Regions from separate parts of the Homo sapiens genome. Here region 2 is linked to region 1. A link is an interaction called in ENCODE POLR2A ChIA-PET data of the cell type or tissue named here. Cell type or tissue: A673. All regions are shown on one strand. Region 1 overlaps PCGF5 (polycomb group ring finger 5). Region 2 holds the start of LINC00502 (long intergenic non-protein coding RNA 502).

Region 1 (8,000 bases):
ACTTAGTAAACATTAGGCAAAAGTTTAATGATGTTTGTGATGAGGTAAGTATAAAGGGCCAGGTGTGCTGGTTAATCCCAGTACTTTGAGAGGCTGAGGCAGGAGGATCGCTTTAATGTGGGAGTTTGAGACCAGCCTGGGCAATATGGGAAGATCCTGTCTCTACAAAAATTTTAAAAATTAGCCGGGCATGGTGGCCGATATGGTTTGGCTGTGTCCCCACCCAAATCTCAAATTGAATTGTAACTCCCACAATTTCCATGTGTTGTGGGAGGAACCCAGTGGGAGGTAATTGAATCATGGGGGCGGGTCTTTCTCACGCTGTTTTCTCAATAGTGAATAAGTCTCACGAGATCTGGTGGTTTTAAAAAGAGGAGTTCCCTTGCACAAACTCTCTTTTTGCCTGCTGTCATTCACGTAAGATGTGACTTGCTCCTCCTTGCCTTCTACCTTGATTGTGAGGCCTCCCCAGCCATTTGGAACTGTAAGTCCAATAAACCTCTTTCTTTTGTGAATTGCACAGTCTCAGGTATGTCTTTATCAGCAGCGTGAAAACAGACTAATACAGTGGCCCATGCCTGTAGTCCAAACTACTCAGGAGGCTGAGGCAGGAGGATCACTTGAGCCCAGGAGTTTGAGGTTGCAGTGAACCATGATCATGCCACTGCCCTCCAGCCTGGATGACCAGAGTAAGACCCTGTCTTAAACAAAGAAATAATAATAAATTAAAAAAATATGATATGAATTTTTGATTTTGATGCCAGGGACCAAATGTTACTAATTCTGAGATGCATTGCATAGTGGTTTGGATTTTAGGCCTGGAGCTGCGCAGCCCAGGGATGGATACCATCTTTGCTGCACAGCTGTGCAGCTGTGAGCAGCCTAGTCAGGCTCTCCAGCACTACATTCCTCACTTGCCCAGGGAGGATAGTAACTGTCCATACTATAATCCATACAGAGTCCTGAGGCCAAGCCTGATATTTGGTTAGTGCTCATTAAATATTAGCTAAGTTGTTACTTAAGTGTTTTCCCACCTGAGGACATCTTTGGTGAGCCTAACTCCCTTTCTGACCCAGGTGCTTCTTATGGCTATAGAATCTGTGTGGAGTAGCTGTTGAGAATGAAGACTCTACTTGGTCTGTATACATAGTCTTAACCTTAGACTAGGACCTTTTTAACATCATTCTTGGACCAATTGGGTTAACCACTACAGCAGTTGAGCAGTTAGAGAGTTTGGCATGAAATCTTTAAGATATTTTTAAAATGTGCTGTACTGCTAGTATGGACTTCAAATTATAAACTAAGAATTAGAAGTGAGTTTTGTAGTGATGAGAAGTTTTTTAAGCATCTATGGGAAACCAAATCCTCATTTTACTTTTTCCAGTTTCACCGAGCTTCAAGCCTGGATTTCCTCAGGTTCTAATTTATGTAAGGTTGTGCTTTAACAGTTTTTAAAAGCCATGTGGGAGATGTATCTTCTAGAGATTTTTTTAAAGGAACAAATAAGCTACTGAAAAGGGCTCTATACAGTTTAAAAGGAGATCTAATTGTACAAGTAGACATATTTAAGGCTCCTAAAATAAGGAGTAAGACATTCTTTTTCTATATATCGTAGATCTATGTAAATAAAGTGTGAAGAAAATGTATCACACATACATTGGTTAACAAAATGGATTCAAATATTGGTTTTAACCACTAACTAGCTTCATAATTTTAGACAACTTGCTCAAATTCTCTACTCATTTTTTTATCTATAAGAGGCCAAATGCTATCTAATTAATAGGAATGTAGTAAAGATTAGATTATTAAATTGTATTGAATTAAATATATGTTGATTAGGACATACATGGACATAGTATGTTGGATACATGTGCATATTTAAGATAATGCCTGGTACGTAAACCCATTAAGTGTTAACTATGATAATAACAGTATATCATCCAAACGAAAAACAAAGCAAGTCAGAATATTACATTGTTCAGCATCTTAAAGTTGTCTTTTACTAAAACTATCTGAAAAAAAATTGTCAGGAAAGACAGTTTTTGGTATTAGTCTCTGAAAAAATGCTTTCAAAAATTCACATCAACGCTGGGCGCAGTGGCTCACGCCTGTAATTCCAGCACTTTGGGAGGCCGAAGTGGGCAGATTACTTGAGGCCAGGAGTTGGAGACCAGCCTGGCTAACATGGCGAAACCCCGTCTCTACTAAAAATACAAATAATTAGCCAGGCATGGTGATGGGCACCTGTAATCCCAGCTACTAGGGAGGCTGAGGCAGGAGAATCACTTGAACCTGGGAGGCAGAGGTTGCAGTGAGCCGAGATCGCGCCACTGCACTCTAGCCTAGGCGACAGAGTGAGAATCCATCTAAAAAAAAAAAAAATTGCATCAGAAAACCTGAATTTATGTCTTTTTGCTGCCATTCACCAGAATAGGCAGGTGACTGGGCCTATTGAAACCTCTTTTTTACCAGCAAAAGTGGAATAAGATACTGCATCTCAGTTGTTGGTGTGAAAATAAACTCACCTCTTGATAGGAGGGATTCTGTCTCCATCTAGAATAGCACCCTTTGGTAGAGATAAAATGTGAGCCATGTGTATAATTTAAAATTTTCTAGTAGCCACACTAAAAAAGAAACAAGTAAAATTAATTTTAATAATACATTTAACCCAATATCTCTAAAATATTTTCATTTCAAAATGTAATTAATATAAAATTATTGAGATTACCTGTTCAGGTTATGTCTGAAGTCTAGTGTGTATTTTATACTTACATTACATCTGAACTTAAACTAGCCACATTTCAAATGCTTAGTAGCCACATGTGGCTAGTGACTTCTCTATTGGCAGTCCAGATCTAGAATATAGATTAGTATTCCCCATCACTGTTCTTGGGTACTGGTGCTGCTTTGACTTTAAGCAATTAGCATAACTTTACTCTTTAATGTATGCACCTTTGGATGCTTGAGCCCTACAACTCTTTCATGAGCAGCCTAGCTTAGTATAGCTTCTGGGAAGATAGGGTCCTACCCTTAGCCTTTTGGCTGATCCAGGTGAGGACTTGTTCTGGGCATGTCACATACCTCTCTATTTGGTCAAGCCTGGTAGACAACCAAGGATTGCCAACCCGTTGAGTACAATAAACCTTTTGAACTACAAAGATCAGAGCTCCATGTCAGGATCAGGCTTTTAAAATCCCTCCACTCTCATTTCTTTCTTTCTTTCTTTCTTTTTTTTTTTTTTTTTTTTTTTTTTTTTTGCCTCTTTCCCAAATTTCAGAGACTTATCTATCATCCCTGGGAAAAGAGCAAATACCAGCAATGTTCTGAAGGAATTCAGCTTCTCTGTCTTCTACTTCAACTTGGCATAATAAGGCAGTCCTCTCTTCCCAAAGATTATTTTGACTTGAGAAGACATTTAGAAACCCTTTTGGGGACAAGAAATTTGGGAAGAAGGCAAAGTATTCAATTGTACATAATAGCTCTAGGCCAAGCTTTTATATCTAAGCTTTTTCTTTTTTTAAGGTTTTCTGATACTGTCTTTTACCCACATTTTGTGAGAATTGTCATGAAGGCAGTGTTATCCTAATAGCTGTGTGTAATGGTGAAAAGAGAGAGTATGGGATTCAGGTACATTCATCCAACAAAACTGCTCAAATGTCACCAACTTAGGGGTCGCTAAGGGGTCCTATCCTGATCACTTTATTTAAAATAGCTGCCGGCTCCCAGCACCCTGTCTCTATCTTATTTTTGGGGGGCGGAGGGGGAGGCAGGTAAAAATACCACTTATCACTAACTAAAATTGTTTGTTTGCCTTCCTAAATAAAGTATAAGCTCCATAAGAATTTGGGCTTTGTTTTGTTGGCCCCTGCATCCCCAACTCCTAATATAATGTCTAGCATTCAGTAAATTCCTATTGAATCAATGAATAAACAAACAAGAGGAAATGCTGCTAATCTCTGTATGTACTAAATGATTTTAAAATTAGATACCTGGTAGAGTTCTTCCATGACCATTGTTGCTTTGGTCAGTATATGTGATATGTCACATTTTCAAACCTAATCTCATTTGTAAGAATCCTAGTGTTTAGTTTTGACCAATCATTTAAGTAAACTTTTAGATAGTGTTGATCTTGAGGAGAAAGAAGTAGCTTGAAATGCAGCTGTGAAAGGGGAGTAGGAGAGCCAATCTATACCATGTGAAAATTTCAGGTTATACGGGGTAATAGAATGGAGGAGGAGTATTAGGATGAGGAATTGAATTAATATTTTATAGTTCAGGTACTGTAAATATTGTCTAAGGTTTTGGGGCAAAACATTGGCATAGTATGTAGTAGAAGCTTAGGTGAAAGATGAGAGAGATTTATAGCCAGAGAGATTAGTAGTGTTTGTAGGAAATGTGGGCTGTATAGGCTTGTGGCCCCAAATCCACAAGTCATATTTCCATTGTCTTTGTTTAGAATCTTTATTTGAAATTTTATTTATCCCTGTCAGTTTTTCAGTCATTCTTCCAATTTACCTCTCATGCCTTTGTCCCAACTTGATACCATTATTCATACTTCGTGCTCCATGGAATTATAGTACCTATGAGCAGAAACTCATTACACCCTGCCAAGGCCAGCAAAGTCCATTGTGACTCCCAGTTTGTCCCTGGAGCACCCTGCCAATAAAAGTAATGCAAACAGGTTGAAAACTCTCAAGTTGTATTGAGTTATTTATGTTGCATTTAAATAAATGTTTAGCAAAGGAAATAAATGCAGACTTAGTTTTTATCTTTTTCTGTCCTACTTCTTTAAATGAGAAGAACCTATTTTATGTAAATACACCAGCTTTTTTAGTTTAATATGATGATGAGTAGAGTAGTATTTGGTGTGTGAATGCATTTAAGAAAACAATAAGCAAAATAATTTATGCTTTTTGTTTGTGGCAGTAGACTTTTATTGCAGTTGGGTGTTATTACAGTGTTACAATTGTAAGGTTTTTGAAGCTTAATTAAATAATGATATTCTACTTGTAGTAGGTAGTTTTAAGGTCTGTTTCTAATTACACTTAGTTTAACATTAAATGAGCGTTCATATGATGCGTTTTAACCTAACATCTTCTTTCTTCTTAGTCTGTAAGACTTGTATTGTTCAGCACTTTGAAGATAGCAATGATTGCCCAAGGTGTGGCAACCAAGTTCATGAGACAAATCCATTAGAAATGTTGAGGTAAGGATGTTATATTTTACAGTTCATCTAATTTACATAAATTGAATAGGCTCTTAATTTTTATTGTATGTCATAATATTTCATGTTGTCTTGACTCAGTTAATATAGGACTTATGATTTTCATTTTAAAGCATTTTATTTTAAAGTATTTTATTAAGGAGTATTAAAAATAAGGTTTTACATCTTAAATATTTAAGAAATACATTTCCAAACTAAAAGTACAACTTTCTCTTAGGCTGTAAGAGTGACTTTAGGTTACAGGTATTTTCAGTATTTTAATAGTCCATGTTATGTTGAGCTACATGGTAGTAGAAAGAGGGAGAACTCATAGAAAGACTAATATTAGGACTGTTAATTTTTTAATTTACCATATATTCAAAAAGTATATAAACATTTATGTAAAACCTAAAAGATTTTTTTAAGACTACCATTTACTTACCCCTCAACTTTAGCAGTATAATCATATATATATATAATATATATTTTATTTATTTATTTATTTATTTATTTTGAGGTGGAGTTTTACTCTTGTTGCCCAGGCTGGAGTGCAATGGTGCGATCTCAGCTCACCGCAACCTCCACCTCCCAGGTTCAGGTGATTCTCCTGCCTCAGCCTCCTGAGTAGCTGGGATTACAGGCATGCGCCACCACATTAATTTTGTATTTTTAGTAGAGACAGGGTTTCTCCATGTTGGTCAGGCTGGTCTCAAACTCCCGACCTCAGGTGATCTGCCTGCCTCGGCCTCCCAAAGTGCTGGGATAAAGGTGTGAGCCACCACACCTGGCCTAATCATATATTTTTAAAACTGGAAGTGGTCTATGAGATTCTAATCCAAATCCCTTTATTCCCAATTAGGAAATCTAGAGAAGTGATATGACTTGACTTAAGGTTTCACAGAATACCTCAAATGCCACTTCCCAGCTACAGGCCGTATGTCCTCACCACTAGACCCATTTTCATTTCATTGTTCCCACCATAGCTCTAAGGCAGATCACCTGTGTGATCTTTAAGAAACTACTCGTCTAGAATCCAGTGAAAAGCACAAAAGGGGTCAATTCCGGAGTTAGCTTTTTAGTACTTTTGAACTTAAAAAAAAAAAAAAGAAGCTACTCATCTAAAGATAGAGCTAGATAGTCTCTGGAACCTTTCATAACTCTCTTATCTGTGTGATATTTGCCATCATTCTATAAATCTGGATTTGCAAATCTTACATTTCAGCCTTTTGTTTTTCAAGTTTAATGCCTGTTTGGGATAATTTGTCTACAGGTAAATGTCTAGCCCTGTGGTTTTCAAAGTGTGGTTCCCAAACCATTAGTATCATGTTAGAAGTGACAGGTCTCAGACCACACATCAGACCTGCTAACTCAGAAACTTTGGGATTGGAGATCACTTCGTTTAGCAAGCTCTCTAGGTGATGCTAATATATGCTAACATTTGGGAACCACTGGTCAACTCTGGTCTGTAATTCTGAGTAAGCCTTGTTCTGGTTAGATCTATATCAGTGCCTCTCAACCAGGAGTGATTTTGCCCCCGGGATACATTTAGCAATATCTGGAGACATTTTTGGTTGTCAGATCTGGGTGGGTGCTCCTGGCATCTAGTAGGCAGGGGACAGGGATGCTACTAAGCATCCTACAATGCACAGGATAGGCCCCACACAGCAAAATTTATCCAGCCTCAAATGTCAGTAGTACTGCAGTAAGGAAACTGAATAAAGCAAACATTTTCTCTCAAGTAATTCTTTTCTTAATTTTAAAATAAAAAACTGTTAATATCCAGTTGTAATGAAAGATTATTACCAACTGTTAAAATCTATAATAACTTATTTTTATTAAAATAAAAAACTGTTAATAAAAACAGACAGTTAATAATTATTACCCTCTCTGTTCTTAAAGGGCCACATCATAAGGCAATTTATCTTAATCTTTTGATTCTGACCATTAGATACCTGAAGGAATCCAGTCACTGTTTAATCAAACCCGCTCCCTTGGCTAAAGTATAACATCATATATTTTTTAACTTTTTATTTGGAAATAACTTCAAACTTAGAATCCCCCAAATAAAAGTAGTACAAGAGCCACTTGCATTCTGTTCACCCAGATTAGCTTCTTAGTAACGTTTTATCTCGTTTGCTTTATCATGTGCATATGTGTATTGGATGCTTTATTTTTTTCTGAACTATTTGAGGGTAAGTTACATGTGTCATGGCCCCTTACTCTTAAATGCTTTAGTGTATATTTCCTAAGAATAAGGATATTATATTACATAACCACAGTATGATTGCATTGGTATAATACTTTAACCTAACTTCCATATTCCAGTTTTCTTAATTTAATGATGTCCTTTATAGAGATCTTTTCCTCCTAAAATTCCACCGAAATTACCACAAAGGAATTTTTTTAAAGACATAAACTCAGAGATAATAAAAACAAGATATCCTGTATCTTTGACAGCTGGGATAGCTCCTCATGATAGGTTCTCAGTAAACACTTTTTAAAGGATAAGAAGAAATGGTAGCAGAAGAGATGTCAGCAGAAACTGAAAGCTAGAAAGCAAACTGGTGATGGTGATAGTTGAGCGGACCTCAGAGGCCTGAGTATACCAGGAGACTAAGGAGGTTGTGGGGAGGGGAAGATCTTTACCAAAGTTTCCTACAGCAGGCTTCTTTTTAGCCAAAACTAGGTCACATGACAGCCACTAGGTAAAGGGATGTGGTGGGTTTTGAAATGCTTTAACAAATCATGAATTATCCCTGAAGGTGGCCACATTGCAGCCAGAACATAATTGGATTTT
Region 2 (8,000 bases), 200 kb before region 1:
CTATACAATTATGTGATTAAAAACTATATAAGGGCAATGAAAAAAAAGTACATGACAATATTAGAAGTGCAAGGGGTGGCCCTTGTTCCCACACTGTCCCACCATTAAGATCTATCCATTTGAAAAACGCGCATCTTAATGCGTAAGTCACCCAACTCATAGCATAAATAAGGTCAATCAGATTTTTTTCCTCCAAATGGGTTCATGAGATCAGTGTGCTGAGGAAGTGGGAGGATTTATGGAATCAATGAAGAGTAAAGGAATAATCTAGGAACATAGGACATCCATCGGTGGGCAAACCTGGTTAGGAGTTCCAAACAGCCTCACTGGAGCAAGAAAGCAACAGGTGCCAGAGAGAGAGAGGGAGAGGGACACAGAATGAGAGGCTGAAAGCACAAGGAAATAGATCTGTCCTAAGGAGGACCTTACCCAACGCTGCACACACCTAGACAAAGGGCAAATATAAGATATAGGGAATGACCTTTAATTCATTGATCATTAGTACCCAAGCTACTCAAAGCCAATTTTCAATAACTTCATGATTAATAACAGACACAAATATTTGGCATTTTCTCTGAAACCAAGTGGCATCTTTTTATTAGAGATTTTCCAGATGGCTGTGTTTGATGCTGCCAACTATCCCAGATGGAGAGGGTTTCCTCACCTGCACCCAATCTGTATGTACCTCTCTCCAGTTGTTTCCTGTCAAGCTTGGACTCCTGAATGAGATAACACTGGAAATGGCTGAGTTAAATGAACAGTTGTTATTTCCAGTTATGACTTAATCCCTGATAATGATTTATATCTGGTTTTATCCTTAATCCCTTTCCGCTCATTTACCTTAGTGAATCAGATCAAATCATTTATAAACTCGATGTTTCTTTCCCATTTTCCTTTATTTTAGCCAGAGGCCAAGCCAGAGCTAGGTATGAGAAGCCAGTCCCCAGGGTTGCTTTTCCCTCGGCTTCTACTTGGCTCTGCATATTCCTCTGGATAAAAACAACACCCAAAATGATGGCTCAGCCAATGCTGTTTTATCAATCTAGAGGCAGAAGTGAAAAGAGAGTTCTCTGGAGTTATTTGTAATCCATTTGCCCTTTCCATCAGAGTCTCTATTGCCAGGTCTTGAAGAAGGGTATGTGGACCCTCCACTAAGCCCATGTAAAACTCCTCCCTGAGTTGAGGGAAGGGAGTGTCCAAATGCTTTCCAGTTTGGGGTCAGTTGGGACAGTTTCTGCAAGGGCAATTATCTTCTCCTCCATAAAGAACTAATGTGGATTACCTCTAGAATTTCCCCCTTCTCATAACTCAAGCAAGAATCTGAACTTTTTCTTGGAGTCTGAATCTCAATGGGATTTGGTTTTCCACAGATTGGAACCTTTGTATGTAATTCAACACTTCATTTTGATTTAAGAAATGTCAATGAGCTTCCTCTATGCGCCTGGGTTTGAGTGATCCTGGGACTGTAGGACTATGTCTACATTTCATCTACAATGTACCTTGGCCATAGCCTTTGCAAACAAAAAGTTTATCAGTTGCTCACGTTTAAGGCAACTTCTCTGCTTTCAGAAAATTTATAATCTGGCAGAAGAATAATAGCGAGCACACACAAAACAATACATAAAGTAGTATGATACAACGGGAAGTGTTTTAGGCTGGAAATCAAGAGCTCATATCAGAGTGGTAGCTCTGCCATCTATAGATGGTGACACAACATTTCTTTACTTCTCTGAACCCCAAAGTTCTCATCTGTAAGGTGAAGTTGAACTAGATAATATCAGAGGGCTCCCTATGGACTCTACCTATGATCATATTCAAAATATCTTCTCTTGTCTCCATCTTCACCACTGTTCCCATCCAAACTAGCACTGTCTTGCTTCTCTACATCTGTAAAATTTCCTAGTGCTGCTTCCAGTCTTGCTATCCTAGAATTCATTATTGCAGTCAGAGTAATGTTTTGAAAACACGAATCATATCTTGCTACATGCCCCTCCCCCTCTGCCTAAAATCTTCCAACAGCTTCCAACTGCCCTTAGAATAGACCATAAGCTGCACAGATGGCTTTCCACACCCTCCGTAACCCGACCTTTCCTCCTGTGCTCTCTGACCTCACTGATTGAGTGTGTGCAGGAGTGTGTTCTCATCCTCACTCACTATGCTCTTACCACTTCTTTGTCCAAACCATGTCCCAACTAATTCTACCTGCTATTCCATCTAGAAAATTTCCTTTTCAGTGGACTCATATTTTCTGGTCTTTTTGCTTCAGGCACACTTAATTCTCTCTCTATCCCTCGAAGTGCAACCAGGGGATCAATGAGGTAAGGAAGAGAAATCAAGATTGGATTCTAGTCCAATCGAGAAATTAAGTCGAGGATGACATTAAGGTTTCTAATTTGGGAGACTAATGAAGGCTGGAACACAGAAGAGGAAGAGCAGGTTTGGAACAAGTGGAAGAAATTTCCAGTGGATAGTTTATTAAATCTTCACCCTTCTTTAGGTCCCTGTTCCTTACCTAGGACATGCAGCCTTCTTTTTTCAGGAAGAAGATGCTAAGCATAGTTAAAGCTAAGCTGTTTGCTATGCTCAGTGTTTGGACTATTTGGCCAATGCTCTTTGCTATTAGTCAGTGCCCAGCTGATCCAGGTGTTAACATTTTTCAATATCACTGTTACTAGTGATCTTTCAAGTTCCATGCTTCCCACTCTGAACCTTCCCTTGCTCTATTCTAGAAGGTCATCCCCAAGAAGCGCTTCTCAACATTTTCCTCCCCGGGACTTCTAAAGGCAGAAACTCCTGGATTTGAGGGTTTAGAGCCATCCAAGAAACAGGCCAAATTTATTTGAAAGCTCTTCTCTTAAATCCTTACAATTCATGAAAATTTATATTCTGCTTCACAAGAAATCTATACTTGTTTCAATATAAAAATAATGTTTAAAAGTACTATCAAGCATCACAGTTTAGAGAATGGGCTTCGAAGTCAGAAAGGTCAGAGTTTGGCTTGCGTCTCTGCCAATTACTTGTTGTTGGACCTGGAGCAAGTTCTTTGACCTCTCTAGGCCTCTGTGTCCCTCATGTGGTTGTTGACCACGTGGTCAATGTTCCATAGATTTAGCACCCTGAGGGCCAGAGTCTATCTTCTCTTCATTTGTGTCTCCCACACAGACACCAGAGGAGTGTCCTGTCCGCAGAAGGCCCTTGGTGTGTGTTCATTCCTCTACATCAGACATTAGTGCACCTAGGGTTATCCCGTTTTTACCACTAGATGGAGAGCACGTATCCTAGAAGTTTTAATCCATTAGTAAGTGAGAGAGCAAACATTTGTCTGTCTTGTCTTCACCAAATCAACTTATTGAATGATGACAGAATCATTAAAACTAGCTTTCAATAAATGCAATTATAAGGTAACTTTATAACTTTCAGAACTATTTCTTTTTTTTTTTTTTTTGAGAAAGTGTCTTACTCTGTCACTCAGGCTGGAGTGCAGTGGTGCTATCATTGCTCACTGCAGCCTTGACCTCCCGGGCTCAAATGATCCTCCCACCTCATCCTCTGGAGTAGCTGGGAGTGCAGTTGCATGCCACCACTCTCAGCTAATTTTTTTTATATTTTTTGTAGAGACAGGCTTTTGCTGTGTTGCCCAGGCTGGTCTTGAATTCCTGGGCTCAAGTAATCCACCTGCCTCGGCCTCCCAAATTGTTGGGATTACAGGCGTGAGCCACTGTGCCCAGCCTCAGAACTATTTATGCTTAAAGTAATGAAAAGGTGAAAGCAAGGGAGAAACATTAACTTCAGGATAGTGGCTACCTCTGGGGATGGGATAAAATGGAATTGGGTAGGACGAGGAAACTCTAAATGTATCTGGCAGCTTATTTCTTACTTAAGAAAAGATATGAAGTAAAAAATGTTGGCCAGGTGCAGTGGCTGACACCTGGAATTCCAGCACTTTGGGAGGCCGAGGAGGGTGGATTACTTGAGGCCAGGGGTTCGAGGCCATCCTGGCCAACATGGTGAAACCCCATCTCTACTAAAAATATGAAAATTAGCCAGGTGGGGTGGCACGTGCTTGTAATCCCAGCTACTTGGGAGGCTGAGGCAGGAGGATTGCTTGAATCCAGGAGGCAGAGGTTACAGTGAGCCAAAATAACATCACTGCACTTCAGCCTGGGCAACAGAGTGAGACCCTATCTCAAAAATAAATAAACAAATAAATAAAATCTACAAAATGTCCAAAAATATTAACTTTGGGTGAATTCTGGGTAGTAGGGGAGAAAACTTAGATGTCTCATTACTTTCTGTATTTCTCTGTTTGAATTTTTTTGTAATTGTAAATGTTTTTTAAGTGAGGGAAAAACTCAAAGGTAAAATTTATGCTTACTGTGTCTAGCTCTATTTATGCTGCCTAACGAGCTCTTCAATGTTCTCAGAGATATGCAATTTGCAAAAGGAAACAACAACAGAGCAAAAACCATACGGATGTCTCTCTACTTGGGCTCTCATGTTGCCACCCTTCTACTGAACCTTACATTTTGCCCTGAAGTTAAGTCTTTTAACGGTCATAGCTTAACTCAATTGCTAATTAGCTCTTGTCTCCAAACTGTATTGTTTTCAACTAATCTGAAAGGTGAAGAAAAGTTGTTTCCATACATCTGTTCAGGTTGGTATTCCATGTAACAAACTACCCCAAAACTTAATGGCATAAGACAACCATTTTATTATGTTCCTGGATTCTGTGGGGCAAGAATTTGGACAGAATACAGTGGGGATACTTTGTCTCTGCTCCATTATATATGGGGTCACAACTTGGGGGTGACTTGACAGTGGGGAGTAACTTACTTGATGACTGAGAGCAAAACTCATTGGGAGGTGTATTCACTCCTGTGTCTGGTTGTTGATACTGGCTCTTGACTGACACCTCAGCTGGGGCTGTCTACAGAGTCATCTACTCATTACAATCATGTCACTATGGTTGGCTCAGATTCCCAGGGAGAGGTCAGAGACTCCCACCTCTCAATGGGAAGGGTGTCAAAGAATTTGCATGCATATTTTAAACCCCCCACAATATCCTTTTAACTCTGTTGTTACAATGAAGTGGTTTGATAAGTCTGGACCCCACTTTCTCTTTGTTTACTCAAGTAATCCGTAGGGGGAACATTTAAGTGTATCCACTAAATTGTCTAGGAACATGTCTGGTCAAGTTATAGCAGCTCAGATTATAAACTAATAAGAGTATTTATTTTATTAGTACTATTCCTTGTGAAAGCAGACTAGTTTTTTAAAAAATGACCATTCAACATAAAGGTATACATCATAAATAACTCATAGAATGAAATTTTCACCACCAATGAAATATTGTCCAAGGCGGACTCCATTATCTATTGCTGCACAGCAAATTACTCTATAATTTATGGCTTTGTGGATTTAAAACAACAAACATTTATTATCTCACAGCCTCTGTGGGTCAGGAATTTGTGAATAGTTTAACTCGGTGACTCTGCCTCGGGGTCTCTCCTGCAGTTTCAGTTAAGATATTGTCTAGGACTGTGTCATCTGAAGGCTTGACTGGGGCTGAAGGAGCTGTTTCCAGCATGGCTCACTCTCATGGCTGTTGGCAAGAGGCCCCAGGTCCTACCATGTGGACTTCTCCATAGGACTGCTTGAGTGTTCTCATGACATGACAACCAGCTTCTTCCAGAGTAAGAGATCCCAAAGAGAGCAAAGAGGAAGCCAGAGGTATCTTTTATGTCCTAGTCTTTGTAAGTGACATGCTATCACCCCTGCCATATTCTCTACATTAGAAAGTGAGTTACTAAGTCCCACTCACATTCCAGGCAAAAGACATCAAACTCCATCTCTTGAAGGGAGGCATAGCAAAGACTCTGTGATGATATAGTAAGACTACCACAGGGAGCTGAAAAAAGGCCTCTCTCACTCCATCTTGAAGGAATCTGCCTTAGGGCATCTGTCCTTATTGAGGAAATGAATGTGGGGAAACAAGTTGTTTCCATATGGAAAATTATACATCAATTTCCACTTTGTCATTCAGGTAGGAAACACACCTGGACTACTCTCTTCTATTCTGCTCCTATCTTCATAGGATAAGAACTATGATTCTTGCCAATAACAGCCTGGGGAATGCTTTGCATGTTTTATATTTACGTGCAACTGTGGTAATATCATGGAAGTATGGGTATTCCAGGGCCTATTCTAATGCCCTCATTGACACGAGGGTTCATTTGGTCAAGTCTCCTGGACAGGTTTGCTCTTTCTTGTATTCCATTCTATTGTGTATCTTTCAAAACTACAAACTTGAATGGTCAGGATGATAGATGGGGCTGTGCTTCAGGTCAAGGGAGATCATAAGATGCAGAAAAATTGCCATCTGCAAAAAGCAAAATGCAATGAAGTGAAATGCAATCCTGAGTGACTGTTTCTCATCTTTAGTGAGGCATTGAAGAAAAGATGCAATTACTCATTCATCTGAGAAAAGGAAACCTAGGGTGCACCCAGTTCAGAAACCTAAAAGAAGATCTGCTAGAATTTCTAACTTAGGAAATACCAGTCTTTAGGATGGGGTAGCTAGGTCACTGACAGGAAGGTGGGGGTCCCTCCCTTCAAAGAAAAATGGTAGGATTGTATCTGGTTCTGGATCTAATTCAACTTGACTACTTAGCAGTAAAGATAAATTGGACCCAAAGAGAAAACTGAAAATCACATTTTCCTGGCAAGTCCTTCAATGGGCTTAGTGTGTTTAGATTTATGAGGGAGTGAATGACCTTCTCTGCCACAGTTTTTTACATTTTCGTTTTTCCAGGACTGATTTTCCATCTGGCCTAACCAGAGTCTGAAGTTGCTGAATCAAACAGAGCCAATAGGTCGGACTTGAGCTGACTGGAGCATGCACAGAGCTGGGAAGCACAAGTATGTTCCTTTTGTAAAGGGCTATCAACCAGATGCCTCCTCCTCCCTCCTCCCAGCCTGCCTCAGATCATGGCCCTGAAAGAGAAGACATCCTGTTTTTCCAACTCAAGAGACACCACTGCAGGGGGAGCAGTAGCAGGCTTGGGGACGTTTTCCACTCAAGAAGCTGGCTATGGGAAGAGGTGGGATGACAGTATTAAATGCAAGGACATTGTCAGACAGACCTGGTTCCTATGCCAGATTCCCAGGTTGGTGGGGGGCGGGTGGGAAGGGTCAGGGAAGGCCAGGGTTTTCTACTCATCTCTAGCAACCCCAGAGAAAACGTGGAAGAGCAGTGCAAAGTTTCCACACACTCGAGAAGAGTTCAAGAGTAGCAGAGCACTGATAAACCCAGGTATCCGGCAGAAGTGAAAAAGTACATTATAAGAGAAAGCCGCAAGACCAGGTGAGGTAATGAACATTGCTGGAGTGCTAGTAACCAGAGGTGGGATACATCTCAGGAGAGGCAGGCTTTGCCAGAATACCATGTAGGCTACCCCACACAGGTGCCATCTAAAGGAGATGGAAGACAATAGAGAAAATCCAGAATTAACTGAATTTTAACATGAAAAGATTGAGAAAACAGAGAAGTTTTCTATAAATAATTAACATTGCATGTTATAATGTTAAGTAAATTAAGTTACATTATACAAAATAATATTATCAATTTTGCACACTCAAGTTTGTGGCTTAAGAAAATTCAAACCTGCTTATCAATGTACCATTCTCTATTGTTCCTACAGCTTACCCTGTATTTCATGCAATACAAAGGAAGATGGCTGTTTGGGGTTGCCGTGTCTCTTAGCAATTAAGGAGATGGCTACAGCCAAGCAGTGTGAAGTGACAGCACCAGAAAGTTTTCTACACCAGAGGTTAGAAAATATTTTCTTTAAAGAGCCAAGTAATGAATATTTTAGGCTTTGCCAACTATACAGTCTCTGTTGCAATTCTTCAACTCTGCCCTTATAGCACAATACATAAATGAATGGGCCAGGCTATGTTCCCATTAAATTTTATTTATGGAAACTGAAATATGAATTTTA

The links. ChIA-PET counts read pairs that join two places held together with the same protein. Peaks named below come from ENCODE experiments on the same cell type or tissue, not always from the same donor. Only the 100,000 strongest peaks of a DNase experiment are listed, where the experiment ranks them.
Region 2: POLR2A ChIA-PET joins it to region 1 with 20 read pairs; 2 of 35 experiments call an interaction of 5 or more read pairs at or near these places.

Annotation. Positions count from the first base shown.
Region 1 is chr10:91,235,375-91,243,374 of GRCh38, forward strand. It overlaps PCGF5 (polycomb group ring finger 5), which reads left to right. Exons shown (of 10, transcript NM_032373.5): 3 at 5,110-5,206. Among named protein-coding and RNA genes, the nearest start is that of PCGF5, 19 kb to the left of the region's middle. In A673, no CTCF peak of the experiment used is centred here; no DNase peak of the experiment used is centred here.
Region 2 is chr10:91,040,201-91,048,200 of GRCh38, forward strand. It overlaps LINC00502 (long intergenic non-protein coding RNA 502), which reads left to right and starts at 5,608. Exons shown (of 4, transcript NR_047467.2): 1 at 5,608-5,730; 2 at 6,812-6,918; 3 at 7,701-7,829. LOC105378430 (a long non-coding RNA gene) reads left to right here. Exons shown (of 3, transcript NR_134319.1): 3 at 603-1,055. In A673, a CTCF peak has its summit at 3,250 (motif pointing right); no DNase peak of the experiment used is centred here; H3K27me3 peaks cover 347 bases.